2 separate regions of the Homo sapiens genome follow, and region 2 is linked to region 1. The links are chromatin loops, found by intact Hi-C in ENCODE. Cell type or tissue: MCF 10A. All regions are shown on one strand. Links, peaks and the distances in the headings refer to the core of each region. The heading gives the core; the rest is flanking DNA.

Region 1 (8,605 bases), core at 1,418-6,417:
AACATTTGAGTTGAGATTCGAATGACAAGAGGCCTGTTACACCTATGATATGGTGGAGGTATAACAGGCATGTTGCAGGTAGAAGAATAGCAAGTGCAAAGTCCTAGAGACAGGAACAGCTTAGCTTGCTTGAAGAACATAAAGAAGGCCACTGGGGGCAAGACACAGTGGCTTATGCCTGTAATCCCAGCACTTTGGGAGGCCGAAGTGGGAGGATCCCTTAAGGGTAAGAGTTCCAGACCTGACTGGACAATAAAGTGAGACTGTCTCTACAAAAAAAAAATCAAATTAAAAAACTAGCTGCCTTTGGTGGTGCACAGTGGTAATCCTAGCAACTCAGGAGGCTGAGGCAGGAGGATCACTTGAGCCCAGGAGTTTGAGGCTGCAATGAGTTATGATCATACTGCTGGCACTTCAGCCTCGGTGGCAGAGCAAGACCTTTCTCTAAAAAATAAAAAATTAAAATTAAATATAAAAGGAAGGAGGTCACTGTGACAGGAATGCAGTGAATGATGATGAATAGTGTCCACGGAGGTTGATTCTGTATAACTTGGCAGATTATAATAATTTTTTTTCTTTTTCTTTTTCTTTTACTTTTATTTTTTCTTTTTCTTCTTTTTTCTTTTTTCTTTTTTTTTTAAGAGTCTCCCTCTGTCACCCAGGCCAGAGTGCAGTGGTGCAATCTTGGCTCACTGCAACCTCTGTCCCTGGGTTCAAGCGATTCTCCTGCCTCAGCCTCCCAAGTGGCTGAGATTACAGGTGCATGCCACCATACCTGGCTAATTTTTGTATTTTATTTTTTTTAGTAGAGACAGGGTTTTGCCATGTTGGCTAGGCTGGTCTTGAACTCCTGACCTCAGGTGATCCACCCACCTCGGCCTCCCAAAGTGCTAGGATTAACAGGTGTGCACCACCACACCTGGCCTATAATAAGAAATTTAGTTCTTATTCTAAGTGAAATGGAAATCTGTCAAAATATTTTTAGCAAGTAAATGAAATAATTTTATTTATATGTTAAAAAGGTCATTCTGGCAACCGAAATATCCTTTTGATAAATTGTCAAGCTTGAATCCCTTGGTCTCCGGTGGCAGATATGCAAAATCCTGGATTCTGCTGATTCAAAGAAGGGGTTCCCAGATCCATGAATGGTGAGGTAATAAGAAGAGAATAACATATTTGTGGCAAAATGTAATTGTGAGATACACAGGGAGGGGAAAGAAAATCCATAATTTCCCAGAGGATGGTGAGGTTATTTTCAGAAACTTGTCCAAGCAGAGTGTTCTGCCCCTATGTGTTTTTTTTTTAGTTAATTGGCTGTTTGATCTTTCACATGGTCAAGGCCTAGCTCAACTTTAGTCATTGGGATGTGGAGACAAACTGCCAGGGAACGTTCGTTAGTTCAAGTTTATCTCACCCAGGTTCTTTAATCCTTCCCCTGTTGTTTTCAATGTTTTGTACATATCTGCCCTCTTCTGAAGAGCATCTGTGTTCTTAAATATGCCTGTGCTTTTGAAGCTATGGATCCGTTTGGGGTCCATAGCCTCAAAATGATAAAAATACAGACTGTGCATAATGCTTTGAATAGATATTAAGTTGTAAATACAGAAATGTTTCCTTGTGAAACATTTTAAAGAGTAAGAATGAATAAATATTTTCCCTGTTGATTCTAATAATGCTTATTTCTCACCAAAGAGTCAATAAGATTCAGGTTTTGTCTTTGTTAAAATATATTTATTAAAACCTAGAAAGAAGTTCCCACAGGTATTCTGCAAAGACAATCTCTAGTCACTGACATTGTACCTCTAATGTTAAGCCCTGAAATTTAATTTTTAAATAGCATTTTAAAAATCATAAAGTTATTAAGTTTAATTTGATATCATAAAGTTATTAAGTTTAATTTGAATATTATTTAATTTAATACCATAAAGTTATTAAGTTTAATTTCAATATTATTAAAGTTATATTTTGATTATAACGTTTTATGTACAATTTAGAATATGGAAGAATACAAGAAGGAAATATGAATATTTTAAAATTCGACACTCCAGAGAGCTCTTTCTATACATAGCAGATAAATAAATAGATAAGCAGAGATTTAGATGTGTCAAAATTCAGCTATGTATAAAATATATCGGAACCATACAGCTTTTATATCTTACTTTTTCTCCTTCACATTATATCATGGACATTTTCCCATGTCATTAAGTAGTTTTCACTGTGTGTGATCTTCAGGACTATATAATGTGTGATCTTAAGGACTATGTAATAATTCATTGTATCAGTACATTGGTTTCTTTAATTCTGCCCCATTTGTTTTCAATGTTTTGCACATATCTGTCCTCAGCTGAAGAGCATGTATTCATACATCTGCCTGTGCTTTGGAAGCTATGGATCCATTTGGGATTTGGAAGATAATATTTCACATTTGAATGAGAAGAAACACTTTGTCCTGTGTGAGGGAAAAACAGAAAAGGTGGTGTGAGAAAAAAACATTTGAAATTCATACGCTATTGGAATTTGGAGTAGTTGTGAGTGCATGGATGAGCCTTTATTAAGCCATGTACTTTCTGCTCTTCTTTAATTATACTGTATACTCTTTTTTCCAGTTCTGAAGTTCAAGTTTGATACTTTTATATAGGCATGACTCATTGTTCCTACGGTTATGACATATTCCCACATACTCCTTGGCCAGTGAATTTTGTGAGAAAGGGCGTTCTCATTGACCTGAAAGAATTTGTATTCTTTCAGTTCCTGTCAACTGTAAAAACAAACAAACAAAAGAAAACAGATATCATAGTTTCTAACCATTCTTGTCTTTATTCTTTCTATTTAGAAATGAAAACAAATTAAAACATAACTTTTTATATTAAACTTCCAAGTTTTGAGGGGACAAAAATGAAATCTAGAATGTGTAAAATCAAATTAGATATTGAATATTATTTTGTTACCAAAGCCCTCCAGATGGTATCAGCTGTTCAAGAAGATACATTTTGGAAGCGTTGGGAAGGTAGGGTCAAGAATGGCAGTGTGGTCACCATCCTAGCATTAACTGCTGGGCAACAGAATACGCTCTTAACAACACAGTGTTCAGGAGCAAGGACAGAGGCTTCATGAAGCCAGTAATTTTACACATTCTGTCCAAGAATCCTGTAAAACAACTGCTGTTTCAGGTCCCCCAGCTGCCCACCCACATACTCAGTTCACACTTCCCTTGTTCCTCTTTCTGCTATTCTCCCCTTTCACTTATTTTTCAAATTTGTTTTGGTGACTAAATAAACTGCAAGTCCACAGAGATAAAATGAAAAAATAAAAGCCTAAAATTTAGGAGACAGAAAAGCCAGACATATTTTAATTTAATCCTCTGGGAAGGAATTTAGGTCTGGGAATTACTGAACTGAGTTATGAAAAAGTGAACTTGAAAGTAGGGAGTACTACAGACATAGGAGAGATTTTTCAGTATCAGTATGTGTAAGAATGACTTAGAGAAATACCTTAAGATTCAGAAACCCAGACCCCACTTGCTCTCATTCTGATTTAAATGGTTGGAGAATGCCTAGGAATCTGCATGGTAAATCCACAGGCGATTTTTTTTTTTTTAATCTGCCTGTGCTGCCCAGAGGCAGGAACCCTGTCCTCTTAGTCATGGATTTATCATCTGCACCCAGCAGAGAGACTGGCAGAGAGCAGGCACGAGGTCAGGGCAGAGGGAGACTCATAGGCACTAGTGCAATTATTATAAGCATAAAGATGTTGAAATGAGGAGAGTGTCCAATGTGGAGGGGAGAATGAGATCTGGATTCCAAGGGAAGACAGGAGAAGGTGCTGTAAGGAGACGTAAATAAGCCCGTCCTCCAAGGCAAAAAGCTGGGGCCAGTGAGGCAACAGAGATCACTCTGACTGAGAGTTGGTTACAGGGATCAGAGGAAAGGAAGAGGAAACAGTGGAGGGCTCTGAAATCTGGTCTGTTCAGTCTAGGCTCTTGTTTTTGACAGAGCATATGTGCACTTTGCAATCAGAGATTGGAAAACCCATTTGACCACCATTGCATTAAAACAAATGAGCTGCCCCAAACATAACAAGAAAAAAAGATGTTTTGTTTAGGGCAGAAAAATCCATCATCTGCTGCTGCAAATTAAAATACAGGAGGTAGTTAGTAGATAAAATGTTCATCCTTTAAGGAAGAATAGTAACTTTATCAATAATAACCTACCTTGTGCTGGATACTATCCTGATTATTTCATTTAATCCTCAACTTCCTGAAGCTTCTATCTAAGATTACTCTGTTTATTCCCTTCAAGGCATTTGAGCTCCTTTAGTAGTTATCTTGTTTGTTTGTTTCTTTACTGCTTATCATCTGCCTTCCCCATGCCAATTTAAGCTCCTTGAGGGCAGGATCCTTACCTGTCCTGATGCTACACCCCTCTCTGAGCACAACAGCTGGCGTATAGTATGCACCAAACATTTATCAAGAGAATATCCTAATACCTACTTGTTTTACAAATGAAGATCCTTGCTCGTGCTCCCTTCGGCAGCACATATACTAAAATTGGAAGATCCTTGCTTGTTTTAATTTGTTCTAGCTTAGTATTTAAAATGCTCGGCAGCACATATACTAAAATTGGAAGATCCTTGCTTGTTTTAATTTGTTCTAGCTTAGTATTTAAAATGTTTGGCCGGGTGCAGTGTCTCACGCCTGTAATCCCAGCACTTTGGGAGGCCAAGGCGGGTGTATCACCTGAGGTCGGGAGTTCAAGACCAGCCTGGCCAACATGGAGAAACCCTGTCTCTACTAAAAAATACAAAAAATTAGCTGGGTGTGGTGGCGCATGCCTGTAATCCCAGCTCCTCAGGAGGCTGAGGCAGGAGAATCACTTGAACCCAGGAGGCGGAGGTTGCGGTGAGCCGAGATTGTGCCATTGCACTCCAGCCTGGGCAAAAAGAGTGAAACTCTGTCTCAAAAATAAATAAATAAATAAATAATAAAATGTTTGAGTGTTTGTACTGAGGCAGTGCTACACATTCTCATGGCTTTGCTGCTGCTGTTCAGTAGTAGAAGGGCTGCTCTCGGCCCAGAGCCCAGATCTCTTTCTAAACAGCAGAACCTGTCCCTTTTCTGTTTTAAAATCCAAGTCCCTATACATGACTATTTGAATAAGCCCATGCTCCCCCCGCCTACCCCCCACCCCGACCCTCAGCATGTGCTCCTTTCCAGTTGGAAGAGCCTAACAAATTCACCCAATTCCCCTTCCTTCTGGAGTTTTCCATGATCCCTGTATTATTTTCCTAGGGTTGCCATAAAAAAGCATTGCAAACTGGGTAGCTAAAAACAAAACAAAACAAAACAAAAACTGTAACTTATTATCTCATATTTCTGGAAGCTGAAAATCCAAATCAAGATGTCAGCAGAGCCATGCTCTCTCTGAAGGATTTAGGGAAGTATCTGTTTCATGCCTGTCTCTTAAATTCCGATATTTGCCAGCAACCCTTGTCGTTCCTTGGCTTGTAGCTACATAACTCCAACCTCTGCCCCCATCTCCACATGGCATTCATCTCCCAGGTAATTCTTATATGCATGGTCCTAAAACCATAACTTGGGAAATACTAGCTAGACTATCAGCTGCAGGAGTGTATGGTAAAGGACATTGATCATTAGAATTGATGTAACTCTGTTTCTTATATATGAAATGGGGAAAGGATAGCAGCAGAATCAACATCACACCATTACTGGGAGCAACATATCAGTTCTGACTGGGCTAGGCAAACCATATGCTATTGTGAGATAAACTATTTTCTGGGGTATAGAGTTGATGTGTAAAATACATGATTTCCTTCCTGCTGAATAGGGCCTGAAGTTTCAAGACAGCCTGAAAGATACACCCCTCCCTCTTTACACTTTATTCCATGCAAAAACTCAAACTCTAAAGATTTCAGTAGCAAACTGTACAGTTATAGAGCCTCAATATCATAGTGTGAATAAAAGATCTTAGGGCAGGGCTTGATGGAAGAAAGTGGAGAAAGCAAATGGTAGCTTGAGGGCATGTGAACCAGTAAAAGGGAGGAATTTACATTCTTAAAGAGTTGGAAAAGCAAAGAACTGACTCCCAGGAATTTGCCTAAGGCAAGCCCTGTGTGTGTAAATGGTAAACTGGCTACCTATTTTCAGCACACTAAATGATTTTCTGAAGTCAAGGAGAGGGGCTAGCCCCTAAAATCCTGAATAGCTGTTTATTTACAGTAACTCTTAACGTTCCTATTTTTTGATGCATTTCTTAAAGGTATGATGGTGTGACAAAATTTGATAACTATTGTCTTTAAGTATTTCTCAAACTTCTCTCATTCACATACTACCCTTGTTACCCGGGGGTTCTTGCTCCCAGAGCTCCCAAGATGGAGGTGGGCCGCTTCCAAAATGGTGGCGGGCCACTTTGAAGATGGTGGCAAGCCTTGTGCTCTCTGACCTGGGGTTCTTGGCCTCACGGATTCCAAGGAATGGAATCTTGGTCCATGCAGTCAGTGTTATAGCTCTATTAGAAGCCGTGGGTCATAGCTCTATTAGAAGCCGTGGGTCATGGAAGAGAACCGTGGAACCCAGTGACTAGTGTTCAGCTCCATTAGGAGGAACCCACTTAGCGATGCAGAACAATGGCAAGCCTTTAGCCCGATCGGGAGGGGCAATGGACGCCTCGCTGAATCAGGAGCACAGCCGACACCCAGCCAGGGTGGAAGTCAGCGGCAGGCAGCAAAAAGCAGTGGTGGATGGCGAGTGAAAACTCAGCTCCAGCCCTAACAAACACGGACCAGAAGAGAGTGCAGTTGCAAGATTTAATAGAGTGAAAACAGAGCTCCCATACAAAGGGAGGGGACCCAAAGAGGGTAGCTGTTGCTGGCTCAAATGCCTGGGTTTATATCCCGATCATAGTCCCTCCCGCTGTGCTCTCAGGCGGTAGATGATTGGCTATTTCTTTACCTCCTGTTTTTGCCTAATTAGTATTTTAGTGAGCTTTCTTTACTATCTGATTGGTCAGGTGTGAGCTAAGTTGCAAGCCGCTTGTTTAAAGGTGGATGCAGTCACCTTCCCAGCTATGCTTAGGGATTCTTAGTCAGCCTAGGAAATCCAGCTAGTCCTGTCTCTCACCCTCATGATTTTAGCCATTTCCATATAACGCCTGCACTAGGTTTACTGATATTTTTCTTTAAATGTATTCACAGTTTTCTTTATCAGTTTTGGGGTAAAAGGGAATTTATATATTATTGCTCTTTGAAAACCAGCACTACTTGCATAAACACGAGGTCAATGTAACATAAGCACAATGACAAGAACATGTTATTAAATGTCCCTGGACACAGCTTCTTTCTGAAGATGCTGACCCTAAGGCCCTCTGTTGATTTGATGAAAATGGAGATTGGCATGTGCTGGTACCATTTTAACATGCCTCTTTTTCCCAACTGATGCTTCCTCTTTGATGTAATCAGGAGAATTGAAATTTAGAAATTAGTATTTCTGTTAAGTTATTTGAAGTCAATATCCTGTTTCTGTGGCACCTTAAATTACTTGGAATAACCCACACTTTGGGAAATACAGTCAGGTCACTCTTTGCTAACACTGGGAGGCCTCTTTCCTTTAAATGCTTGGCTTCTTCTCTAATTTGAACAAAGAATAACTCACAAGAGTTCCATGAAACTGCTTTATAAACACACCAAAGTCTGAAAAATAACAGGCTTTAAGGAAAAATATCTCATATGTGAGAAATACCTCCATGAATGGGTATTAACTAAATATTTTATGTGGGACAGGGTGTAAACTAGAAATCTGTCATGTTGCATCATGTTTTACTCTGTGATATATCTAAAAAGCCCATGCATCTAGAATTGGGAGTATGAGCTTTGCTTTCCTTTCAATTTATCTTTGCAGAATTTTGGCTCACTTCCACTGAAACCCAATGGGGTTATAAATAAAAGTGCCCAATTAACCAATAAGTTTTTCATTATTGGGCATATCTATCAGTTGGTGTTTGTCTACTTATTTGCAAGAACGTAGTGTGGAAGTTAAAAGTTCAGGCTTCCATGACAGAAAAATGTGGGACTAAATCTGCCACTTACTACCCATGTTAATGAACCGAAACTCGTTACCTAACTTCTCAAAACTAATTTCCTCATATAAAATAGAAATCATAATGTCTAATCTCACAGGGTTGTTGTATTCATTCACTTAAAAATAAGACAAAATGGAACAAAAACACCTGGAATATGTAAGTGAAATTGCACAGGCCCTGGCATGTTATGGGGCACTTTTTATTGTCATTGTGAGTATGATGATGGGGATAATGATGGTATTGATGATTGTCACTAACATTTTATGGTATAAGGAAAAGTAATATGCTTGAATCTATGTGATACAGAGACTAGTATTTCACCAGAAACTCTTCAGTATGTTTAATCCAGGAAGTCTTCATTCATGGTTTGAAACCTCTAAGATAATTCCTACTGAAAATAAGTAAGATACCTATAAGATTTTATATTATGAAAGTGTGTTTTTTCTGTGTTTTATGACTCAGATTGTAAATTTTCTTGCATGAAAGCATATCCCTTAAAGTCATGTTTTTGA
Region 2 (8,605 bases), core at 1,439-6,438, 57 kb after region 1:
TAGATCTTACAATGCCATCACCCTCCCCTATGTCCTCTTCTCTGAATCATGGTTGCCTCCTGAAGACACCATCTTCCCTGCAGCCCTCTCAAGCCTAGCTATCTTCCTCTCTACAACCTGCGTATCATTGGCCTGAAGGGGAGACATCTTGCTTTGCTATTTGCAGCTACTTTCAGACCTTTAATCCTTCTTCCTCTCTAATGACCTTCTTACAAGCACATGTCTCCTTATCATTGACTGAATATTCTAGCACCTAACCCACTCACCCTCCCCACTCATACTCCATTCACCATCTTGGCCACTCAGCTCCTTGACGACTTTTGAAAATCTTGTTCTGCCGCTGCCTGAACATCAGCCACCACACTCATGGTTACACTGCGTACTGTGTCATGACTAATCACTGGCATCGCCAACAGTTCCATTTCAAGCATCCCACGCTGTGGTCATCACTTCTTCTCTCTCTAGTCACTCCCCTTAGCACCATCACTCCAAATTGGTAAGTTTTCAGCGACTATCATCCCCCATTTCATTACTTCCCTCCTTGACCAGCTTAGCTTCTATGGTTCCTTCTCATAATTATTCTCTTGCCCCCATTTCCAAATCCCATTATGTACTCTCCCAGCACTGTACTACTCTTTTGAGAATTAAAAAGAAACAAATTGCAACTCTAGTAATTTTTTCTTACTCTTAACCTGTGCCTAAAAAAACTAAACATGACTGGAGAACAAAAGACCACCAAGTTGACCTGTGTTCCTTTGTATTTATATTAATATGGCTCACATGGTTTTCATCACTGTCCAGTAACTTATTGTCACAGTTTCCAAGGTCAATTTCACACTTCTCAAACTTCCACAAACTCTTCATTGTCTACTGACAACCTTACTTCTATCTTTACTGAGACAACAAAAAAAAAAATCAGATGAGTATGTACTTATGCCCATCACGTCACCGTATTCCCAAACTACCTGCCTCTGTGCACACCACCTCACTGCCTGCTGCAGTTACTGTCCAGGGCCAGCGCCTCTGCCCATGTACTGGAGCCTGTCCCTCCACCCTTTTCAAGCATGTTACTCTATCAAATAAATATCCCTTTCTCTTTTGCATTATCAGTTTTGCTATCTCTCTGTTGGCCCCACCAGCACTATTACCCATGCTATATTAGCTTTTAAAAAAATCTCTCAATCTCACATTTATCTCCAACGTTTACATCATTCTTTTGCTGCACTTTGTAGAAAAATATTTTGAATTTTCTGTATCTATTTCTACTTCCTTACTTCCCATGTTTTCTTGAACTCACTCGAGTTACTCTTTTCTTGCTCAATACTGGATAGAAACTGCTCTCATTGGGGTCATCGATGACCTTCAAACAGATTTAGTCCAACTGTGAATCTTCAGTTCCCATTTTACTCAGCCTCTCAATAACAATCCGCCCCTGCCCATTCTCTCACTTTTGAAACACCTTCTTTACTTGGCTTCCAGGACAGCACACTCCTGGTTTTCCCTCTACCTCACTGAACATTCTGGAATACCCTCCTGTTTTCTGAGGTCTGTATGTTGGAGTGAGAGGCATCTCCATCTTTGGTTTTCTCTTCTTTAACTACACTGTCTTTTGGTGGGCTCATACAGGCTCTTGGCTTTTAATACTACTTATAAACTGATTACTCTCAGATTTCTGTTTCAGCTCACCCTCTTCCTTGAACTCCAGCTTATAAGACACTCCTGCTACTCCACGTGGATTTTTTTTTTTTTTCTTTTTTTTTTTGAGATAGAGTCTCACTCTGTCACCCAGGCTGGAGTGCAGTGGCTTGATATCGGCTCACTGCAACCCCCGCCTCTCGGGTTCAAACAATTCTCCTGCCTCAGCCTGAGTAGCTGGGACTACAGGCACATGCCACCACACCCAGATAATTTTTTGTATTTTTAGTAAAGATGGGGTTTCCCCATGTTAGCCAGGATAGTCTCGATCTCCTGACCTCATGATCTGCCTGCCTTGGCCTCCCAAAGTTCTGGGATTACAGGCGTGAGCCACCGTGCCCGGCCTCCACTTGGATATCTAATAAACATCTCCAACTGATATTCCAAAAACAAACATGATTTTCTCCCCAATGTTTTTCTAACCCATTGTTCATCATCTCAGTCAACTGTACCATCATTTACTTCATGGTTTAGGTAAAAGAATCTAGAGCCATTTCTGATCTCTTGCTTTTATATCACAATATCAATCTATCAGCAAATCTTCTCAGCTCTGCCTTCACAATAGGTCCAGAATTCAAATCCTTCTCACCATCTCCTTTTCCTAGTCTAAGCCCCATCATGTCTTTCTGGATTAATGTTTTATCCTACGATGGATTTTTTTGTCCCCATTCTTATCTTTCTTCCTAAGAGTCCTCTTTACTCAGTAGCCAAAGGAATCCTTTTAAAAAGAAAATTTAGCTTATATCATTTCCTTTTTCAAATCTAACCACCATCTTCCCATATTTAGAATCAAATCTCAAGATCTTGCCATGCTCTGACCCCTGCTTCTCTCTCCAATTTCATTTACAATCCCATTTACTCTTGTTCATTCTGCTTTATCCACAAGACTCTTTGCCCCTCCTTGTCTATATAAACAAGCTCTCCCTCCAAAGCCTGCCCCTGCTTTCTCTTCAGAGTCTGAAATGCCCTTCTCCGTGTCAATAGCTCACTCTCACTTCAGTCAGGTCTCTGAGCACTTATCCCCTCTTCTGAGAGGCTTGCCCTGACCACCTTGTCTAAAATAGCATCCCTTTCCCACCTTACTTTTTAACCTGCTTTGTGGTCTTCGTACTTACCTCTATCTGACTTCTCCACTAGAATGCAGACCATGTGAAGGCAGATTTGCTGACTTCATCACATCAACTATGTGTACCTAGAACAGTCCTTGGATGGTTGACGTGCTTGATAAATAAATATTTGTTGCATGAATGAATGAGTGAATATTTAGAGCTCTATGTCAAATTTCTGGTTCAGATGTTCAGGGATGTTCTCAGTTGGACCTTTTAATAAAAAAAAACAATAAATGACCAAATTCTACTTTAAGTTATTTTAGGGTTCCAACAGTCACCCATAGACTGAACAAACTCCGAAGATTTGGCTTCATGTAAGAATGTCACTGCAAAGAAGCTTCAGTACCCATTGTGATATCATTTGCTAATTTGGAGATTGTGATGCCAAAAGTATAAGCCCCATGCTCAGTCAGCATCTAGGTCCAATAGCTCTCAGAGGAACCATACATCAAAGCAAACTTTCTGCAATGCGGAAAAGAACATCCATGCATTTTTAAAATGAATTTTAAATTTTAAATAATTTTTAAAAGTGGTTTCATCTCTTGTAATGGAAAATATTCAAAATTCTCATGCTGATTCATGAAGTATACTTATATAATTAGACAAAATAAGAACATTGAAAGAAGCAGACTCCTTGTTTCATCGCTTTAAGCAAATAATAAAAATGGACTCGTGCAAGTCACACCACTAATTTAAATACATTTTGTAAAAAGATAGCAAATAAATGAAATAAAAATATTTGCTTTAGTTTTTTTAAACAAAGATTTATTAACTCTGAATTTTTTAGGTTAAGGACCATGCAATATATATCTCCTACACCGAAGTGTCCAAGAAATGTTTTTGGAGTAAATTAATGAACTGCTTTAGAATGTTGCTCAGAAATTAAGCTAGAAATTCAGAGCAATATTCTCAGGGCTTGATTTACACCAAATCCAAGTTCGCAATGTATTAACATGAAGGAATAGGCCATTGCTTTCTGAAAACCTTCCTTTTATAAAAGAAATACTTTAATATTATGAATTCTCTTGGTCTGTGTAAAATATTATTTGCATTATAAAAATTGATTTTTTGGTATAATTGTTCATAGGCAATATTTTCACCAGGATGGGTTCACAAGTGTTAATGGAAGGCGAATTATGTGTGGGACAGTCTTCTAGGGAATATGTGAGGGGTTTTTAAGATGGATAACATTTTGTACCTGCTTTTGAGTTGCAAATGATCTGGACTGTTGGTTAAACATCGCAGACAAGATCAGGTGAAGAACATTACTAGAAGTTCAGTGATTAAGAAATAAAGCCACGTACCCCACGGAGTGAAATTTGAATTCCTTAAATTCCCTCAAATTATTTTATGTTGGATTTTACACCAGGATAGGAATGTCTTTAAAAGTAAGAAATATTTGACATAAGGTAGAAAATTTCAAAGGAGTGTTTGACTTGTTGCTGGATGTGTCACCACATTTCATGTGTCTGAGAAATATAAATTTCTACAGCACATTTTTAGTGCCTTAAACAGACTACAATGATGTAAATGGTTGAACAGTTGAAATTTAGTCTGGAACTGGGACAGATGACTTGCCACATAGAGTGGCTCCCAACATAAAGTGATCTGTGATGGCAGGACTTTCAGCGTGTTTCACTATTAGCATGTGTCATCCAAGCATGCCTTTCAACATCTGTGGAGAAAAGACATGTTACAAATACAAAACACCACCATGATGAATTGGGAATGTCAAAAACCTCTGCCTTGGCTGTGATCCAGTGTTGTTATTGGCAAGTAGATTCATCCTTCTAGGTTGGTTGCTCCATAAGTAATCTTCAAGAAAAGCAAGTCCAACACCCTTTTTTCTCCTTACTGTGAACTTGGTCAAAATTACCAAATGTTTGGTAACCATTTATGGTATCAGGAATGCACCAATAACTCCTTCTGACTCTTTAAGAGCAATCATCTTGTGGAATGCAATTTCCCTTCTTATTATTGTGGGTATTTTTAGGTACCTATGCTTGACCTTTTTTAAAGAGAGTAAGGATCTGTGATTTAAACTAGGATAGAAGCTGTTCCAGAGATAACAAAAAGCTGTTGCTTTCTATATTCCAACAGGAACTAGGTAAAACGATAAATGTGATAACTCAAAATAATGTGTATGTTTATCTTCCAGGCTTTCTAATAGTTAATTGGTTAAATAAAACATTATTTACAGAAATAGAAGAGCCACTCCTCAACTGTTCAAACACTGCAAAGTAAACTAATGCAAGTGCAGTGACCTCTTCATCCAGCCACAAAATCATATATATTTTTAATTCTCCAAGGAGTTTGAGATAGTAAAGTTGGATATCATGTAGCTAAACAAAGGCTTTTACCTTTTCTCTTGGAAAATAGTTAAAATGAATAGAAATCTGATAATTAATCTGGGAAATTTAACCCTGCTCTACTTACCTAATGCCCCCCCAAAAGATGATCTTTTTTTTCTTCATTGATTTTATACCTTAAAAAGAAATTACTGAATTGCAGATATACAACTAGTATCTACAGACAGAAATGAAGGTCAGTTTTAGAAGAAACCAGTGTCAAATGAAAACACAGATTTCTACATGGTCACATTCATATCACACACTCTTGACCCAAGGTGAGAAAGTAGGTCATTCCTTATTTCTTATTTATTCCCTGGCACAATCAGACCACACTACAAGTTTCTTTTACCAGTTGCCAAAATGAAATCATGACACCCTTCAGAGCTACTGTCGTTACATGCAACTCAAGACAACGAGCAGCATCATAACCATTGTCAACAGGCAAACTCCAACAATGTCTGGGTTTGGATTTGGTTTTATGTTGAGAGAAGCAGATTTCCTCTGATTTTAATAATCCATAAGAAACAGAAATCATAATATATTGACTCCATATTACCTAAAAAGAGTCAAAAGAAGCAGAAGTTCTCCCCCGATTCATCCTCTTGTTCCACAGACATTTTGAAAATAAAAGAAGACAAAATAGAAAGGAAAGGGTGTGAGAAAGAACACAGAAATGACTTGAACGATTTCAAATCCTTATTAAGCATCACTGAGGTTGCATTTTACCCATTAGACTGACTGAATTTAGTTCTCACTGCTCAGACCTTGCAAAGAAACTGGACGTACATGGTTTTGCCTTCCAGGGTTGATCTAGAACTGTAAGGGTGCATGTGAATGTGGGTATGCATGTGTGTGTGCTTTAAGTCCATTTTATAAACACTGACACAAGACAATTCTCATCATTGGTAATAGTCTTTGGAGTCCAATCATGCAGAAAAACAGGCAGGTGCAAGTTAGGTCTCATTGCAAGATGGACATGGCAAGGTGAACAGATAATCCTACATAAGGATTGGGAGATTTGTGTCCATTAGAATATACTGGCCATTGGTCCCACATAAGTAAAGTTACATATACAAGATTCTATATATAAACAGAGGCCCCTCACTTCAGTTTGGCTGACCAAAGAAACAGGTCAAAGTGAGCCATTTTCAGATAGTTAAAGGACTAAGTACCAAAAGAAATAACAAAATCTTATCCTCTAATCACAAAGAAAATAGCTAAAATAACTATTTACATTGCAACTTTTTTGTTGTTTTTACAGAGAGGAGTTTCCTTGCTTGGCTTAATGATATCTGTGGAAAATGTTGAACTCTTATAATTAAAATGTGTGTGGGGGATTGTGAGTGGGGAGTTGGGTTCCTCTTTGGATGCAAAGTGGCTGAGATCAAAAATTTCTAGAGCAATTTTACTCCTCTTTCTGAGCTGTAGAAGAATACATTTTTCAGCAAAGCTGGCTAATAACATGCCTTACAGAGCATAATGCACTTAAGATGTGGCTTTTCATATGTTAAGAGATTCAAATCGAAATAGATTTTGTATAATTTAGGTTTTGCAATGAATATTTACAATTTTAAAACAAATCAAGTTTGCTTATTTTTTTTTCCTTGACAGGACATAAAAGGTTTTACATATTTTTATCTATTTTTTACTAGTTCCATTTACTAAGGCCAACTTTCAGTTTTACCAGTCAGCTGCTATCAGTGTCTTTAGATAATATTTTTCTGATAACAGATTGAAAAAACTATCGAGCTTCTTAACCCTCAATTAAATAGCTTACTCCAATTGGTGGGAACTGGCCAGGCTCTGGTCCAACTGTTGGGTACATTCCTACAAAACTCAGTCATCAGATTCTTGAAGATGAAAGGTTATTATCAGTTTTTATTCCACAAGAAGAAATTCCGTTGTAAGGCTAGTGTATTCCTATTTAAAATTGAACACGCTGACCCACAAAACACATATAAAAATAGTAAAGACATATTAATAGTAAAGTGGTGGCGGTTTTGCCAAACTCTTGCAGCAGTTTAATTTTCCCTGCACATGAGTACACAGCCATCCTTCCTACAAAATACTGCAAACTATTTTATTAAGGATCACTGCAAACCAACTGCCCCAAAGGAAGCCTAACAGAAGGTTAGGCTCCTCAGAGTGCCAACTTCATGTTCCAAAATGAGCCCCAACCCCAGGTAGAACCTTCACTTTTTTTCAGGAATATTGTCCAGGTGACTTGACACTTGCCTACCGGAAAAGTTGGGATGTTCTTGGGAAATAACAGGTGACTATTTAAGAAATATTTGGGGTGTGTGTGTGTGTGTGTGTGTGTGTGTGTGTGTGTGTGTGTTAAGACAGACAAGTGAATGCAGAACATATTATATTCTGTGAATTTGATAATATCATCACCTCCTAGACATATTATAGGAAAGCAGACCTAGTGGGCAAAGGACTGGGGGGCTTTTACAGTGGTGATTCTCTTTGTTGTTCCATCATCTGCCTTGCTTTAATCACCTAATAAAACTGATCCTGCAAAAATTCTGGGGGCCAAATCCTTACCTCTATTTGTAAATGATACTTATATTCAAGGAATTTGTTCCATTTTTCTCTTGTCCATAAGGGAAATCTGGCTAAAGCTAACCAGCTCCCAAGAGCCATGCACAGAAGATGTAAGACTAATTGAGCTTTGGGAAGGTACTAACAGCGGGGGAGGGGCCCTGTCTAGTTCTTGCCTGGTTTACTCTGAGGGGGAAATTCACCACTTATGCAGGTACGAGAGATAGCCTGTCAAGCACTTTGAAGATGCTGGCTGGAGACTTCCTTCTGTCTTGTGATGTCATCTTGCGGCTGATGAAATTCCCCTTGAGACTCTCTTTAAAGCAGCTTCCTGCTCTCCGCACTTAATCCCATGTGGTATAAAGTAAGGGAGGGGAGAAGCCACAGATATATCAAGAGAAAAGTACCGAGAAAGAAAATCAGTAAAGAATTAGAGATACAGAGAGGAGAAGTTTTTAAAAAAAAAAAAAAAAAACAGGAATATGAAAGAGAGGGAGCTCAAGTGACTGAGGAGGCATTTTTAACAATCAGGTTATCTGCAATATTAACCAGAAAAAAAATGGTAGCAAAATAGAGAAAATGGGCCATTTTTATTCCAGGGGACAAGCTGCACAAAGGAATGTTCTTCTATTTATTTTAAACAAATGACTGCGTGTACTGAATCTGACTGTGTGAAATAATCTCAGAATGGCAGCACCACTGGCATGGCGATGGTGCAGGTGGGTGCAGTTCCCTGTGGTCTCTATTGCTTGAAGAGAGAAAGAAAGTTCCCTATTATTATATTTAAGGCAGTTTTCAGAGCACTGGCATTCTTGTTTGCTCTGTTTTGGGGATATTCTATTTGCCAATCAGTTCACACTCATCAACCATCCACTTCCTGTCTTTCACTTCTTCAGGTGAAATATC

What was found. Peaks named below come from ENCODE experiments on the same cell type or tissue, not always from the same donor. Only the 100,000 strongest peaks of a DNase experiment are listed, where the experiment ranks them.
Region 2: it touches region 1 in a loop (6-fold over the local background); 1 of 110 quality-filtered maps calls a loop at or near these places.

Annotation. Positions count from the first base shown.
Region 1 is chr4:85,950,055-85,958,659 of GRCh38, forward strand. All of the region lies in intron 5 of ARHGAP24 (Rho GTPase activating protein 24), which reads left to right. Among named protein-coding and RNA genes, the nearest start is that of MAPK10-AS1, 170 kb to the right of the region's middle. In MCF 10A, for the core only: no CTCF peak of the experiment used is centred there; DNase peaks (open chromatin) are centred at 2,697 and 3,727.
Region 2 is chr4:86,006,853-86,015,457 of GRCh38, forward strand. It overlaps MAPK10 (mitogen-activated protein kinase 10), which reads right to left. Exons shown (of 14, transcript NM_138982.4): 14 at 3,553-8,605. Among named protein-coding and RNA genes, the nearest start is that of MAPK10-AS1, 110 kb to the right of the region's middle. In MCF 10A, for the core only: no CTCF peak of the experiment used is centred there; a DNase peak (open chromatin) is centred at 4,539.